Regions from separate parts of the Mus musculus genome. Here region 2 is linked to region 1. Evidence: chromatin contacts called from ENCODE Hi-C or POLR2A ChIA-PET data. All regions are on one chromosome and are shown on one strand. The core of a region is the stretch at or near the end of the contact, and the rest is flanking DNA. Distances in the headings are between cores, read along the strand shown. Region 1 holds the start of Acad9 (acyl-Coenzyme A dehydrogenase family, member 9). Region 2 holds the start of Exosc9 (exosome component 9).

Region 1 (7,938 bases), core at 4,007-6,506:
GACAATACAGTAACACAGACAGACCCAGGGAGAGAAGTGGAGAATTTAAATTTAGTCTCACTTTTTGTCAAACTAATCCAAACTAGAAAGTCACTTAATTTATATTCGTTAAATACATCTGACACATTTTGGTGCCTTCTCTGTGGTTATTGTTAGTAGGTTAACCGATGCATTGTAATATTAACATGAGATCTTGGAATTAAAAGAAGTTATACTTGATAATGATATGCTTGTATTAAGTTGAGAAGGAGTCAATTAATTCTTGCTAGTTTGCCAACTTGACACAACCCAGGATCACTTTGGAAGAGGTAACTCCAGTAGAGAAAAATCCCTCCATCAGACTGGCCTGTAGGCAAGTCTGTGGGGGAACCTTATTAATGATGGGTGCAGACCTTCCAGCCCACTGGGAAAGGTGGTACCATGGTCTGCTGAAGTTCCTGCCTTGGCTTCACTCGGTGATAGACAGTGATTAGGGCCATATAACAAATAAGTCCTTTGCCCTCATGTTACATTTCTATCAGTGTTTTGTCACAGCAACAGAAATCCACTAAGAAAGTGATGATCAATAATCTGTAATTGCTTCTGTACTGATTGTGGGTAGAGTCTCCGCTTAAGAAGGTCCACAGAATTTCCTATTTCATCTATTGAATGAAGATGAAGCTTCATATTTCCAGTCATGGGAGTTAGCTGGAATTCCTGTGTCACTGGGGAGTTTGAAACCGTTAGATCACCAAGAAGACATGAATCTTACAAGATTAAAATGCAAGGTTTAAGCAAGAGTAATATTTTTGTGTCATTCAGTGACCACAGAAAGGATGAGAGTGAGGAAAGCCATGGCCTTGCTTATTTTAGGAGAATCATCCCTCATGGGTACAATCACTTGGAAAGTGTTCTTTTTAGAATCATATTGAGTACGATATATTAAGAATGTGGCTTAAAGGTGCTGAAGGAAGCATTCAATAATTAGGAAGTCTGGCTGCTCTTGCAGAGGACTCAAGTTCAATTCCCAGCACCTACATGGTGTCTCTCAACTGTTTAAAACTCCAGTTCTTGGGGATTTGATGCTCTCTTCTGTCTTGAGTGGGCATCAGGTATGTACATGGTGCATAGACATACATTCAGGCAAAAACACTCATGCACAGAAAATAAAATAAAATAAAATAAAATAAAATAAAATAACTCGATAAAAAATAATTTAAAAAGGGAATTTGGTGAAGAAATATAATAAAAGAAAGACAATCTTATAAGAAAACCAGGGTTGAAGTGAGGCTATAGTTAATGATAGATTCAGATAAACTATCTAAATAGAGTGGGTTTTTTTAAAATTATAGCTGGAGTGGCTCTGATATTTTATCAAGTATGTCAGCAGCTCATACACAGGATTTAATGGGAAATCATGTTTAAGGCTGAATTTTTGTCTGTTTCCTTTAAATTCTACTTTAGTTTTGTGGTATGTCAATCATTTTAATTTAGGATTACTTATGACAATGCAGACTGCCAAAATGAACCCTACCCCAACCCTGACCCATTACGGTCGGTTAGCACTTGGATTTAGAAGGAGTCCCTGTATCTTTTATTCTTTTTCATTTTTATATCAGTAATTTCATATGTTGAGAATGAGTCAGAGGTCTAGCTTGACCATGACTTCATCTGTGTACTGACCCTTTTCTTTGCAAATACAGACTGGTTAGAAACCACAGAATGGGGTCTCCTTGGCTCTCTGAACAATAGGACAGGTGACTTACCAGACATATAAGACATTTTGATAAAACAAACAAACCAACCAACGCATAGTCCCATGGGAGCTGGATGATCACGGAAGTAAACATGTTTGACTGCCCTCTTTTTCTGTCCCTCTGACCACATTGATACAGGAGTCAAAGTATGGCTATTGAACACCCAGAAGTTCAGTTGCACAAGTACTAAAGAATAAATCATGCTTTAAAGTCACTGAAGGAACTGGAGAGGTGGCTCAGCTGTCACATGGACATTTGCTACTCTTGTGTTCAATCTGATTCAATTCCCAGCACCCATCTGGAGGCTCCTCAACCCCAGTTCCAGGAAGTCCAGCATCATTGTCTGGCCTCTCCAAGCCCAGGAAACACATGATGGACATACATACATGTAGGCAATATACTCACACAATAAAACAAAAAGATTTCCCTTTTATTGAAAATAAATTATTTTCTCATAAAATATCCTTTAATTAATCCCCCCTCCCTCCACCCCTCTCTCTCTCCTCCCATTTGAATCCACCCCATTTCTGTCTTTCATTAAAAAGAAGAGGCTTCTATACCCCATTTTTTGATTGGATTGTTTGGGTTTTTTTGTGATTAACTTCTTGAGTTATTTATATATTTTGGACATTAGCCCTTTATCAGATGTGGAGTTAGTGAAGATTTTTTTTCCCAATCTTTAGGTTCCTGATTTGTCTTATTGACCATAAGAAGCTTTCCTTATAGAAGCTTATAGAAGCTTTGACTTATAGAAACATTCCAGTTTCATGAGGTCCCATTTATCAATGACTTTACAGGGCATAGTTCTTTTTGTATCTTCTATCCTCTCTGGCTCTTACACGCTTTATGTTTCCTCTTCTGCAGATTCTCCTGAGCTCTGAAGGGGGGAGGGGCTAATAGAGAAATCACATTTAGAGCTGAGTGTTCCAAGGTCTTTCTCTGCATAATATCTGGCTGTGCATCCCTGTGTTTATTCCCATATACTGCAGGAGGAAGTTTTTCTGATGATGGCTGAATAAGGCACTGATCTATGAGCTTGGCAGAATATCAGTAGGAGTCATTTTATTAGTACTGTGTTTTAAGATCTGTGGTATTTGATTTTACCATAGGTCTCTAGGCTATCTAGTCTCTGATTCTTGGGCAACCAAGCAGTGTTGGGTATGGGTTCTACCTCATAGAGTGGGCCTTGTTCAAATCAGACATTGGTTTGCTACTCCTACTAGTTTGTGCGACCATTGGCTTAGCATATTTTGCAAGGAAGATAACACTGTAGATCAAAGGTTTTGTGGCTATGTTGTTGTATGTGTTTCTCTTTTGGTAGCCTGCAGAGTAACTTTCCATACTCAAGACTTTAGAACATAGGGGTGAAGGTTCTATATTGGCATCCACTAGACCTCCCCAAGTGTGGGTGTTGTCTTCAGCAATGGACTCTTTTTGTCAGTTTGCAGAGAGCAAACTATTGTATTGGCAACAGCCTGGGGTGTTTGGAGCATTTCCATGGAAGCTCTTTGGCCAACAACTCAATTGGGTATAACCCAGGCTTGCTACTGGAAGCTCTGTTTGGTAACGAGAGATGGAGAGTTACCTCCCCATTTTTGGAGACATCATTAAAATCACTTTCATGTATTTTAGTTAGTTCCCACTACATTAGGTGATTTATTCCATGTTCTATTGCTGTGAAGAGACATTGTGATCAAGGTGACTCTTAAGAAAGAAAGCAACACTGGCAGGACACATTCGTGTGAACGGGACTCCTGGGTCACCTGGAGATCTCAGATCGATGGAACAGAGGCTACAGTACTGACGCTAACCTTTCAAGAGGCAGTCTGTGGGCTAGCAAGACGGCTTAGTGAGTGAAGTCGCTTGCCACAAAGCCTGGAGATCCGGGTCCAATACTTGAGAAGCTATCTTCTGACCTCCACACATGTGCCTAGTATACTCTTTCTCTTACACAGATAGATAGATAGATAGATAGATAGATAGATAGATAGATAGATAGATATTTTTTAAGAGGCAGTCTACTAAGATTCAGACTAAGTTAGGGCAAGTAGTTCCTTGGCTCCCATGACTAAAAGGTGGCCTCAATAGCCTGTGAGACACTGACTCAACTGATGCCATCTTAGAGACACCATTTTGACCTTAGAACTCAGTACATAGGCAACAACAATCTGCCAAAACCCTAACCTGCCAAAATAGGAACAAAGACCTAATTCATCAAAGACCTAGTTTATAGTGCCAGGACCTGGGAAAGTCCCTAAACATATTAACCTTGCTTTTTGGCTTCTGTAGTTTCACTTCTCGCTAACTGTTCTTACTTGCTTTTTGTGCATAAAAGGAAAAGAATAGTGAGGCTCTGGGCTACATAGTTTGGGAAGTTCCTTATGCAGTCCCCAGTGGGGCATAAATGCTTTCTATTGGTGTTAAAACTGCATGTATTTTCTGAAGGAGTCATCTTGTAACAGTTGATGCCACACTGGTTCCCTCAGGACAACCTGCCTAGAAATAAAGACAACAGACATATGAATAAACCCTGATGTGAGAGCTGGACCAGTTGGACCAGGCCCTGCCTTGGCTTACTTCCTCAACATAAGATTCATTTTAAAAAAAACAAACAAGGGCTGGAAAGATGGCTCAGCGGTTAAGAGCATTGACTGCTCTTCCAGAGGCCTTGAGTTCAATTCTCAGCAACCACATGGTGGCTCACAACCATCTGTAATGGGATTCATTGCCCTCTTCTGGTGTGTCTGTAGACAGCAATGGTATACTCACATACATAAAATAAATAAATCATAAAAAGAAACAAACAAACAAACATGGTGTTTATAGTTTCATAGGGTAGGTCACCGAGCCAAGGGAAATGCCTTGCCCTGGGAGTGGTGAAGAAAGCAAGTGTCTGAAGACTGTGGCCAATAGGGGCCAGACTAGGGGGGTGCACAACACAGGGAGTGGTAGATTCAAGAAAGGAGGAAACAGCATGCTCTTAGTGCTTCATGCAGTCTCCCATACAAAATGATACCACGCCACTCACATATTTAAGAGAATTAGGCAGAAGTGGGTTAGTAAAATAGGTCCCTTGTCATTTTGTTATACCCATTTAGCAATATTCTAAGTCCTACATTAAGTGAGATGAGAATAACAAAAGTTGTACTTCTAGGTTTATTTGATGAAATCTAATCTGCTCTTTAGAGGATGTGCTGAGAATAGCACACAGGCACAAGAGCTGTGTTTGGGAGCCTGGGTGGTAGTTTTGCAGCTTGACTTTTGAGTATTTTCGTTTTCTTACTGGCAAAAGTATAACAAGAAAGAACACACACACACACACACACACACACACACACACACACACACACACACACTTACTTCCTAGCCTGTTCGGATGAATTTTAAAAAACTACAATTTCTAAATTACATACTCAGACATTACATACAGCAATGCTTGGCGTAGGAGACATTTATTAAACATATTCTGGAACGACCTGTCCAATAGCCTCGCTCAAGGCGGCGCAGCCCTTGCGTCATCAGGAAGTGCGAGCTAGCTTCCGGTTGCAGCGGTGCAGGGTGAGACTTTGGATGCCCGGACGCGGGTGATTGGCGTCATTGGGAGGAGCGGCGGGGCTTCCAGCGACTTGAAGTCTGAAGTCAGGAGCAGCATGTCTGGCTGTGTGCTGCTCTCGCGTGGGGCGACTGCGGCGGCGGCTGCGGCGCGAGCTTCCCGGGTGCTGAGGGAATTCACGGCGAGGCGCCGCCCGCTGCACACCAGCCTGCAGAGCTGCTCGTTCGCCAAGGAGCTCTTCCTGGGCAACATCGAGCAGGTAGGAGGCGAGGCCGGACTGCCCGTGTCCTCTGCTCCCACCTTTCATTCTGGCCAGAGTTGCATGGAACGTTATCCGAGCCCGTAGAAGCCAAACATCCGAGAGGCTGGGCTCGGCGATGTGGCTTAAGTCGTGTCACAGTGGTTTTTGTTTTGGGGCAGGGTCTCATTCAGTAGTAGCCCAGGCTGTCTTTGGACTCGCTCTGTAGCTAGGCATGCCTTGAATACGTGGTCCTCTTGCCTCGGTCCTCAGAGTTGCCCATCCAGCTATTTCTTGTCTTGGAAGTTTGTCTCGTATTGTCTGACTTTATTAAAGTAGAAGTCAACACTTGGGCTGAGTGGCTGCCCTGGTGCAACGTTCAAAGCTAGAACTTTGAAGTGTGGGGACCCTTTTGCCCACATTCTGGCGCAGAGGGTGCCGAGGGACTTGGATTCTTGTGCTTTTCCAAGGCAGGAGGAAGAGCGCAGCCATCATGTATCCCCTTCAGTCTTTAAATCTACCCTTCATCACCCGTGAGCTTTGCTGCCAGTTTTCCATTTCTGTATTTAGTGAGAGTCCCAGTGGTCAGCTCTCCTCCAGATGGTATCTACTTTCTATACTGTTGTGAGCTGTATACCCCTAGCAAAGGCTGGCCTGGTGATTAGAACTCAGCTTTCTCACTATTCAAGGATAATTCTGCATCTTGGACCTGTGCCCTCAGGCTTTGGCCCAGTGGCCAGTGGTTTTCTCCACATTGCTCACTTCTCATTCCCATTCCTACCCCACCCACCATTAGTAACTAATGCAGATATGTACTTAATGTTTGTTCTGAATGCATGTTAGGCCTCAGGTTTCTGAAAAAAAAATTCTTTTCTTTGTATCTCTTTTGTTAGTTCCTTGGTTTCTCAACCTGTAGACCTTGGCCAGTGTCTCTGGTAGCCCAGTTGAAGTCAGAGGCAGTGTCGTTGTTGTTTGTGTTGTTTTGTTCTTCTTCTTTTTAATGTGGAGGTGGCAGGTGTATTGATTGCTTGCTTTTGAGACAGTCTCACTGAGACTTTCTGCCTCTGCCTTCCTTCATGAGAGCTAGATTGAAATTGTATGCCACACCTAGCAATGCTGAATTTTTCTAAAGTTTAAGCCTGTGGGCCTCTCTTTTTATTATGGTCAGCCCCTTGATGACCTAATTCAGTGCCCTAGCTTTAAATGACAACTCTATTCTTACGACTCAGATTTATTTTTTCAACTTGAGTTCTTCCCCTAACTCCAGACTTAGTCTACCTTTCTGCTCTATATCTCCTCTTAGATGTCTAATAAGCATCTTTAATAAGCATATATGATAACCTCTCCTGGATCCCACCCAGTTCTGCTTCTCCCAACAGCCCGTTTACAATAGATAATGGCTACTCTGTGATTCAACTTTTTCAATACATTCTCCAGTGACACCTTTGATTCGTCTTGTTCTCATTGAATCCTATAGTAAGTAAATCTTTGTTTATCTTCAAGTTACATTCATATCTGACCACTTCTAACTTCACTGCTACTTCCTGGATTGAGCAAACACCAGCTCTCGGAGCATTTCTGGGCCTTGACTAGGACAATGGCAGTGGTACTTAAGCGTCTGAGGGTAGAGAGTAGCCGAGTTATCCATGCCAGTGGCTGACATATACACTTACTTGGACCCGAGTCTGTCCCAGGGGCAAGTGGGAGGATGAATGGGTGAGGCTTGTGTGGCACTGGCAGACTTAGTTACAGCCCCTGGCTTATATAATTGGCTTCTGCAGTAGGATTACCTGAATAACAGGTTCTTTTGCTTTATCAGCTTAAAAGATGCTAATTGTTATTTCACTCCTCACCCACACGGCGCCTCATTCAGTTTTTGTCACTTTTAACTAGAGGATATTTTCCTTCTAGCCTCCAGTATCCACCCCCCCCCCCTGATATTTTTTGTTTTAGGTTTTTGGGTTTTGTTCTGTTTTGGAAGATTGTATTTGAGTTGTTGTTTTTGAGACTGGGTCGTGATGTGTAGTCTTGGCTGGCATGGAGCGTGCTATGTAGACCAGGCTGGCTTGAACTCACAGGAGTCCACTGGCCTCTGCCTTCCAAGTGCTGGGATTAAAGGTGTGCCTCATTGTGCCTGGACTCCTGAAGTCTTTACCCTTTTAAGTATGTCTGAATACCAGTTATTTGCCAGGTTGCCTGTTTTGCCTAGTTTGCCCACTGGGATCGACATCACTTTTCTCCCACACAGCCCTTTGACCCAGACTAGGTGACAGGCAAGACTGTGAAGGTGATGGAGTAGGAGTGGTCTGAGCCTCCATGAGTGAGCAGCCTTGTTCTAAGAGGCTCAGAGGGCCAACAGGAACTATGCTCCCTGTTAGTCTGCCTCAGCAGTGGAGTGAGTGCTGGTGGAT
Region 2 (7,938 bases), core at 3,035-5,534, 490 kb after region 1:
GATCAGCTAGCCTGGGATACATACCGAGGGACAAATAACAAGAGCACATTTCAAACAAATCAGAAGGCAGGCATGGCATGAGTGGTTGTCCTCTGACCTCCCCATGTGCTATGGCATGCACTTTCACACACATTCACACAAAAATTAAAAAAGAGAGAAATTACTGAGTGCTTGCTGTGAGAGGCCGAATATTCAAATGACTAGCTTACCCAATAGTGTATGAAACTGTTCTACAAACACGAATCTGTCATCAAAGAGCTCAAAGAGACTGTATCCCCCAGCCTGTTGGCTATCTCGAAACCTAATGAACTAATGTGTGGACACAATTCCTGTCCGCTGGCCACATGAGCCGATCTTGCCTTGATCTTTGCAAACTCGTTCTGTTTGAAACACCTTTTAAAGGTCACCACTTTCTAGAATCCTACGAAACAGTCAAGTACTCAGACAGCGCCAATCAGTGTGTGAAACTGTTAATTTGCTTAGGATTTTGTCTTTTTTTTTTAAGATTTATTTATTCATTATATGTAAGTACACTGTAGCTGTCTTCAGACACACCAGAAGAGGGCGTCAGATCTCATTACGGATGGTTGTGAGCCACCATGTGGTTGCTGGGATTTGAAGAGCAGTTGGGTACTCTTACCCACTGAGCCATCTCACCAGCCCGGATTTTGTCTTTTGAAGAGAGACTCTAAATTCTCTGAACTGAGGGAATTGTCTACTCCCTATTCTAGCAGAGATTTCTTTTCTTCTCTTTCTTGTTTTTCTTTTAGGACAGGGCTGTACTCTGCAGTGTTGGATGGCCTGGAATTCAATACATAGACTAGACTGGCTTTGAACTCACAAAGATTCACTGGCCTCTGGGTTCCTGGTACTGGGATTAAAGTCTTGTGCCACCCCCACCCCCACTCGTTCTTAAAACAATAAAAACGCAAGTATTTACTAAATAATACATTCTGGAAGTTTTACAAATGGAGACTACAATGTATCACTGATAGGAATAAAAGGAGGGGGGGGCTATGAGGGTCAACCTGGGCACAGCCTACAACTTCTAAAGCAAAAGGAAACATGGTAACATGCAAGCCTTTTCGTGGTATTTCCTCTTCCACCACGCATTGCTTTAGCTTTCTGCACGTATCACTTCTCCAGCTCTTGACTTTTTTAGCGTTTCTTATTGCTGTGATGAAATACCCATGACCAAAAAGCAAGTTGGAGAAGAAAGGGTTTATCCAATTTATACTTTCATATTGCTGTCCATTACCAAAGGAAGTCAGAATAGGAATTCAAACAGGGCAGAAACCTGGAAGTAGGAGATGATGCAGACACCATGGAGGGGGGGTGTTTCCTGGCTTACTTCCCACGGCTTGCTCAGTTTGCTCTCTTAGAGAACCCAGGACCGTCAGTTTAGGGATGACCCCACTCACTCCATTAATAACTAATTTAAGAAAATGCCCTACAGCTGGATGTTATGGAGATGTCTTCTCAATTGAGGTTCTCTCCTTCCAGATAGCTCTAGTTTGTGTGTCAAGTTGACACGACACTAGCCAGCACGCTAAAGAACTTGTCCAGAATCTCAGAAACAGTCAAAGGCAAAGGCTAATTCCAGCTCAAACAATTTAGAGTTCCTGCTTTTAATTACTTTATATTGTAACTCCCCCCAAGTGAGTGTTAATTCTCACAGCATCACCAGAGTTTCTGTGCAATAGACGAGGGGGGCTGCTTCTTCCTGGGGCACAGACAGATGCTGAATGCTCTTAGGCACTTTGGAACTCTGAAAGGCACTATTAGGGTTATTAGTGTTCTTATAGTAAGTGTTCCTTCTAATTAAAAAAAAAAAGTTATTAAAGACAGTGGGGTTGGGCAACATGACTCCTTATTCAGCAGCTGTTGGTTTCTTCCTGCTGCCTGAGTAAAAGAACTATCAGTCAGCTGTATTTCTACCCAGCCCAGCCTTCTTGACCACCCACTGACACTGAGAACACAACATACTGACTATAGCTGGTTGTCAGTCTTCTGGACTCAGCCATAGCTTTTAGGAACAGTTTGGGTCAGATTTTTTGGTATCGCGAGCCTTAGTAAACTCCATGTTAGGACATCTTAAACTTTCCCCATTCTTGCCTTCTTTTCACCTGAGAAACTTTTCTGTACCCCTAAGTATGCAAGTATGTAAAGTAGGCATGCAAATAAAACATACAACAAACTTTGAGGAAACTTATTTATTTAGGTTCTTTTGAGAGAGGGTTTCACTGTGTAGCCCTGGCTGTCCTGAAACTCAGTGTGTAGACCTTTGTGGCCTCAAACTCAGAGATCTGCCTGCCTCTGCCTCCCAAGTGCTGAGATTAGAGAGTGCCACCACCACCTGACTATTGTTCTTATCTTTTTTTAATTTTTAAATTTTTTTTTTATTTTTCGAGACAGGGTTTTTCTGTATAGCCCTGGCTGTCCTGGAACTCACTCTGTAGACCAGGCTGGCCTCAAACTCAGAAATCTGCCTGCCTCTGCCTCCCAAGTGCTGGGATTAAAGGTGTGTGCCACCATGCCCAGCTTGTTCTCATCTTTTAACAAAAACAAGAAAATCAGCAAACAAATAAACTAATTTTCAATGATAAGGATAAAAGGAGATTTGCATACTACTAAGATGGAGGTACTTGTGTATGAGTGCATGTCTCTGTGTTTATGCATGTGTGCACCGTATCCTCAGAGGCCAGAAGAGTGATTAGGATCCCACGATGCTGTAGTTATAGTTGTGCATCACCCCATGTGACTGCTGTGTTTGGTAACTCAGATCCTCTGGAAGACCAACAGTTCTTAACTCTAAGGCACGTCTCCAGCCCATAAACCAAACATTTTAACACAGTAGAATTCAAAGGTATACTGATTTAGTACACGCTGAAGAATAATGGTAGAAAAACATTAACTTCTTTGTTTTCCATAATTAAACCATTATATTTACGAGAGGAAAAAAAATCCAGAAAAATAGAAGATGTATGCTCAGGATCACCTAGTGAGATGCTTGGAAGGCACTACCCTGTGCTGTCTTCTCTGGATTTGAAGCATCTGATTCAAGGAAACTTTTCTCTTTCTGTTCTGTGAACTGAGGGGGCAACGGGAAAAGCAGCTGGGGCAGCTGAGAGCGGTGATGCATACGCAGCTGTGCAGTCTGGCGGCCACGCTGAGACAATGGCAAGGCCGGGCAGCTGGACAGCCGAGGAAGCAGCAGCTGAATAGTTCAAAAGCAGCCGGGACTGGAAGAAAGGCAGCACAGAAAAGGGACAGCTGGAGAGAACAGAGAGCAAGACCAGAAACTACAGTCCTGACAACTGGAACGTTTCAGAGTTGTTAAATCTTTGGGGCCAAGGTCTCAGACCCTGGGCCAAGAGCTGTAGCATTCATTGTTGCTGCAAATCCCAAAAACTAGGTCAACCTGGAAGCTGCTAGCTAGCCATAGCCAAGAGCTGGGGGAAATCCCTATTTCCTAAACCCATGCAAGAGCTGTTACAACTTTGCAGGGTCAGGTGGATCTCTGTTAGTTCCAGTGATACACAGTGAGACTCTGTAATTAAAATAAAAAAACAATAATAAAAAAGGAGAAACAGAAGATTTGGGCACTAAAGGATCACCTACTGCTGCCTCACTCGTTGCGCAAGCTGTCAAATACCAGCTCTTGATGTGGGTGAATCAGGACACCGGCCAGCAGATGGAGGACACATGTCTGTCTGTAAAAATAAGCCTGTCGGTTTAAAATGAGATATAAGCAGTAAACGAGGTTCCAGTCAGTGACGTTACACTTCACTTGTTTTCCCGTCCTCAGGTCCCATGTGAACCACCTTTAGTCGGCTACATCCTCCCCATCCGCCCCAAGCCCTTACAAGGATTCTCCACCGATTCGCACCACCCTTCCATCTTTCTCTGACAAAAGTCAGCATCCTCAGTAGACTGTCTCTGTGGTGAAGTGCCAGGGAATCCCAATACTTAGGTCAGCCTGGAAGATGGTAGACATCCAGACCCAAGAGCTGGGGAAATCTTTGTTTCCTACCCCCAAAGCAAGAACTGTTACGACTTGTAGGGATAAGTAAGTCTCTGTTGAGTTCAGTCAGAGACAGAGTGAGATTCTGTCTCAATAAAAAACTAGGAACAGGACTGCACTGCAGATGCTAATCTCCACTGCGATGCCGGGCAGGACCAACCCGGGAAATCTTCGTTGATTTGCTACACTGCCTGTACCGGCCCCAGCGGCCCCCGATCTCTAGCCACGCCCACACCACGCCCCCGAGCCTGCGCCTGGATGACGTCGGTTTTCCGCGCCGGGAAGAAGCCGGTGTGCGGACTTGTCTCGGTGCCGTTCATCCTTTGCGTGGCCCGCCACTATGAAGGAGACGCCGCTTTCCAACTGTGAGCGCCGCTTCCTGCTCCGCGCAATTGAGGAGAAGAAGGTGCGAGGCCTGCGGTGTGAACACCGTGGCTTTGGGTGTAGACTCGGGTTGTCCGTGGATACATTGTCAGTTCGGCCTGTTGTGTGGTCGTGGTGTGGACTCGGGGGCTGCCCAGTGTGGACTCTCCCCATTCCCCAAGCCTCAGGGCAGTATTTGACCCTGACCAGTTCCTTTGAACCTTAAGCCAGCAGTATTCAGTGGCAGGGACGTTGGGAACCAGGACCACACAGACACAGTTGCCACTCATAAATATGTTAAAGCAGTAAATGGTGTTTGCTTACAGCGCCTGGACGGCAGACAGACCTATGATTACAGGAACATCAGGATCTCATTCGGAACGGATTATGGATGCTGTATTGTGGAACTGGGAAAAACAAGGTAACAGGATTCAAGTTAGATAATGCAACAGGAGGTGTGAAAATCACAACATACTGACTCGGTTGTTTACTGAGCAGCTCCGAATTCCAAACGTGCTATTCTTATTCTTATTCTTATTATTATCATTATTCTGATGAGAAATATGTTTCTTTAATGCCAGCCTTTTTTAGTTTTGTGCGCAGTTTAACTTTCAACCATTAGTGCTTTCTGTTATATGAGTATCATAGTTCCGTATGACCATTATAAATCATGTAGACAGCTAACATTGATCACACAGGTTATCTGCATGTCTCATTTTCTAGTGTGAGGAGTGTATCGATCATGTCATCAGTAAGCCTCAGTTTCCCTTTTATTCTCAAATGATGTAAGAAATAAGAGATTTCCTTTCTGTCATCCTTTTGTGTATACCAATATTTTTTATTTCTGCGTGAAATCTACTTACCCTTAAAAAAAAAAACCTTTATTATTGTGTATGTGCATTATTGTGTGTGTGTAGGCAGGTTGCTGGGTCCAGTTTACCACATTCTATATGTAATTTCTGCCTCTTATGTCACATTGTGTTGTTTAGGTTTTTGTTGTTGTTGTTGTTATTTTAGATTTCGTCACCCTTTTTTTTTTTTTTTTAATTGAAAAGAAAGTACGTTTAGTTGACTGCTTTGCACCTTTATTTTTGCAGAGTCCTTGGACAGGTTTCCTGTGAACTTGTTTCTCCGAAACTCAATAGGGCAACGGAAGGTATCCTCTTTTTTAACCTTGAGCTTTCTCAGATGGCTGCTCCAGCTTTTGAGCCTGGCAGGTATCTCACTCTTTGTTAAGTTACTTTAGCCATGGAAGAACTTACCCTCAGTGAGATATTGTTTTCCTGCTCACAGTCGAAGTTTATCACATTAGTTCGTTCTTCTTTCCATAGGCAGTCAGATCTCTTGGTGAAGCTGAATCGACTCTTAGAAAGGTGTCTACGAAATTCAAAGTGTATAGACACTGAATCTCTCTGTGTTGTCGCTGGTGAAAAGGTGAGAAATATGTTCAAAATATCTTAACAATGAATACTGTTGATTCAGACACAATTAAAACAGACGTAGGAACCTGGAGACCTTGCAGAGGTTTGGGTTCGGTTGCCAGCACTCACATGGCGGTTCACAACCTCTGTAACTGTAGTTCCAGAAGCTTTAACACAGTTTTGGGGACACCAGGCATGAGTGTGGTACATGCATACATGCAAGCAAATGTGCATACATGGAAAATAAATGTGTTTTTTAAAAAACATAAGTTTCAAATGTTAGAATGCTTCCATTCAGTTACATATTCTTAGTCTTTCAAATGAATCCCATAGATAAGTTAACTATTAGTATTTCAAGTGTTTTGTTTTAAAGTTAACTGCATTTTTCCTGGATAAACTGGAAGGATTAGCCGTATACGTTAAAAAAAAAAAAAGTGCAGTATTTCTTTACCAGTGGCCATTGGTCATGCTCAGTTGGGATTTATTTTTATATTAAATTCACTTTCAGGTTTGGCAGATCCGTGTAGACCTACATTTATTAAATCATGATGGGAATATTATTGATGCTGCTAGCATTGCTGCAATTGTAGCCTTGTGTCACTTCCGAAGACCTGATGTCTCTGTCCAAGGAGAGGAAGTAACACTGGTAAGCTTCCAGGGCTCCGATCAGAATTGTTCCTGTGAGCAAATCCTTCGTGTGCTGACAGGAGACATGGCAGATAGCATTTAGGGTTCTTCTAGTTTTTATTCACAAGACAGAAACTGCAAATGGTCAGAAATGCCCTAGAAGTTTCATGTTCTCTCACAGAATTGCCTGTCAATAATAACATGACCCAGCTTGGTCTCCTGTAATAGAACTGTGGCTCTTTCTTTGGATTGACTACTAGAGGAAAGGGTTGGTCTCTGAGTAGGTCAGCATGAGAGGCCTGTAGTACCTGAAATGGACTGAGGCTTGCTGGATTTTCATGTTTCTGCAGGCCCTTTGTTCATGAGGACTGCCTGGAGGCTTGTTAACAGCACTCCTAGGCTCTGCTTAGGGAGGAGGATAGAGGCAGGACCACAGTACTTACATGGCTAACTCAGAGTGCCCAGATGGGCATCAAGAACTCCTAGGTAGCACTGCACATATACCTTCCTAAAAAGGCCACTGGACTGAAGCTCTGGGAGAGAAGATTAGACATGAGATCGATGTTTTATCATCATAAAAATTAAGTAGGAACACAGTTGTCAGAGTCACATAGGTAACTATAAAAGACATTGTTTAGATACTCACTGTTAAGAATTTCATATCTTAGTGTTTTGTATTTTTCTCATTTGCTAACTTTAAGACTTTGGCCTTTCTTCTGAAACAGTATACCCCTGAAGAGCGTGATCCCGTGCCATTGAGCATCCACCATATGCCCATTTGTGTCAGTTTTGCTTTCTTTCAGCAAGGGTAAGTGTTACCTTGCCATGGGTTGAAATGTGAGTATACCTAGCAATTGGATGGGTCCTGTAGCTCAGCTCTATATATCTGAGTAGTTGACTATGAACTTCTGATCCTTCAGCCTTCACTTCCCAAGTGCTGGGGTTACAGACATGTGCCACTGTGCCTGGTTATATAGTGCTGAAGAATGGAGTCTGGGCTTTGTGTATGATGTGTAACACTCTGCCAGCTGAGCTATGCCAGCTCCAAGCTAAGAACTTTATTGCTCTGTTCAGATACGCATAAACCTGCTGCCCTTAATACTAGACCACCTACTGGTTTCTTCCTGTCTTTGTAAAGGTTTTCTTAATAGAACTGGCAAATTCAGCTGTTATGAATGTACCTCCATCGTTTCTCTGCTCACAGCATACTTAGAGTGTAAGACTTTCATGTGGCATGGTAGCATCTACCCTTCCCTAGCTAGAGAAAGGCCTTGAGGATATGTGAGCTCAATTGAGATTGTGCATGGGGTAAGGGTTACTCTGGACTAATAGAACATTGGCAGTGTGAGGCATGTTATGGGCAGTAGTTTGAGGAGCCCATTGGAAGGGGAAATAGTTGGCAAACCTGAAAAATTGCTTCCTTCAACTGTCTAGCCTTGTCTTCACAATTCCTGTTAAACGCTCACAGTATGAGCTGGAGAGGCTTATACATCCATGTAATGT

Evidence for each region. A loop is a pair of places that touch in the nucleus more often than their neighbours do. ChIA-PET counts read pairs that join two places held with the same protein, here RNA polymerase II (POLR2A).
Region 2: a loop to region 1 is called in a map of heart, with 2.7 times the contacts of the local background. The contact joins the promoter of Exosc9 here to the promoter of Acad9 in region 1. A Hi-C loop is called at or near these places in 1 of 37 maps with a recorded cell type or tissue (heart). POLR2A ChIA-PET finds 5 or more read pairs at or near these places in 1 of 5 experiments (Patski).

The regions. Positions count from the first base shown.
Region 1 is chr3:36,060,723-36,068,660 of GRCm38, forward strand. It overlaps Acad9 (acyl-Coenzyme A dehydrogenase family, member 9), which reads left to right and starts at 5,257. Exons shown (of 18, transcript NM_172678.4): 1 at 5,257-5,548. The coding sequence starts at 5,387.
Region 2 is chr3:36,548,322-36,556,259 of GRCm38, forward strand. It overlaps Exosc9 (exosome component 9), which reads left to right and starts at 4,285. Exons shown (of 12, transcript NM_019393.2): 1 at 4,285-4,430; 2 at 4,714-4,808; 3 at 5,485-5,604; 4 at 5,719-5,821; 5 at 6,317-6,454; 6 at 7,161-7,243. The coding sequence starts at 4,365.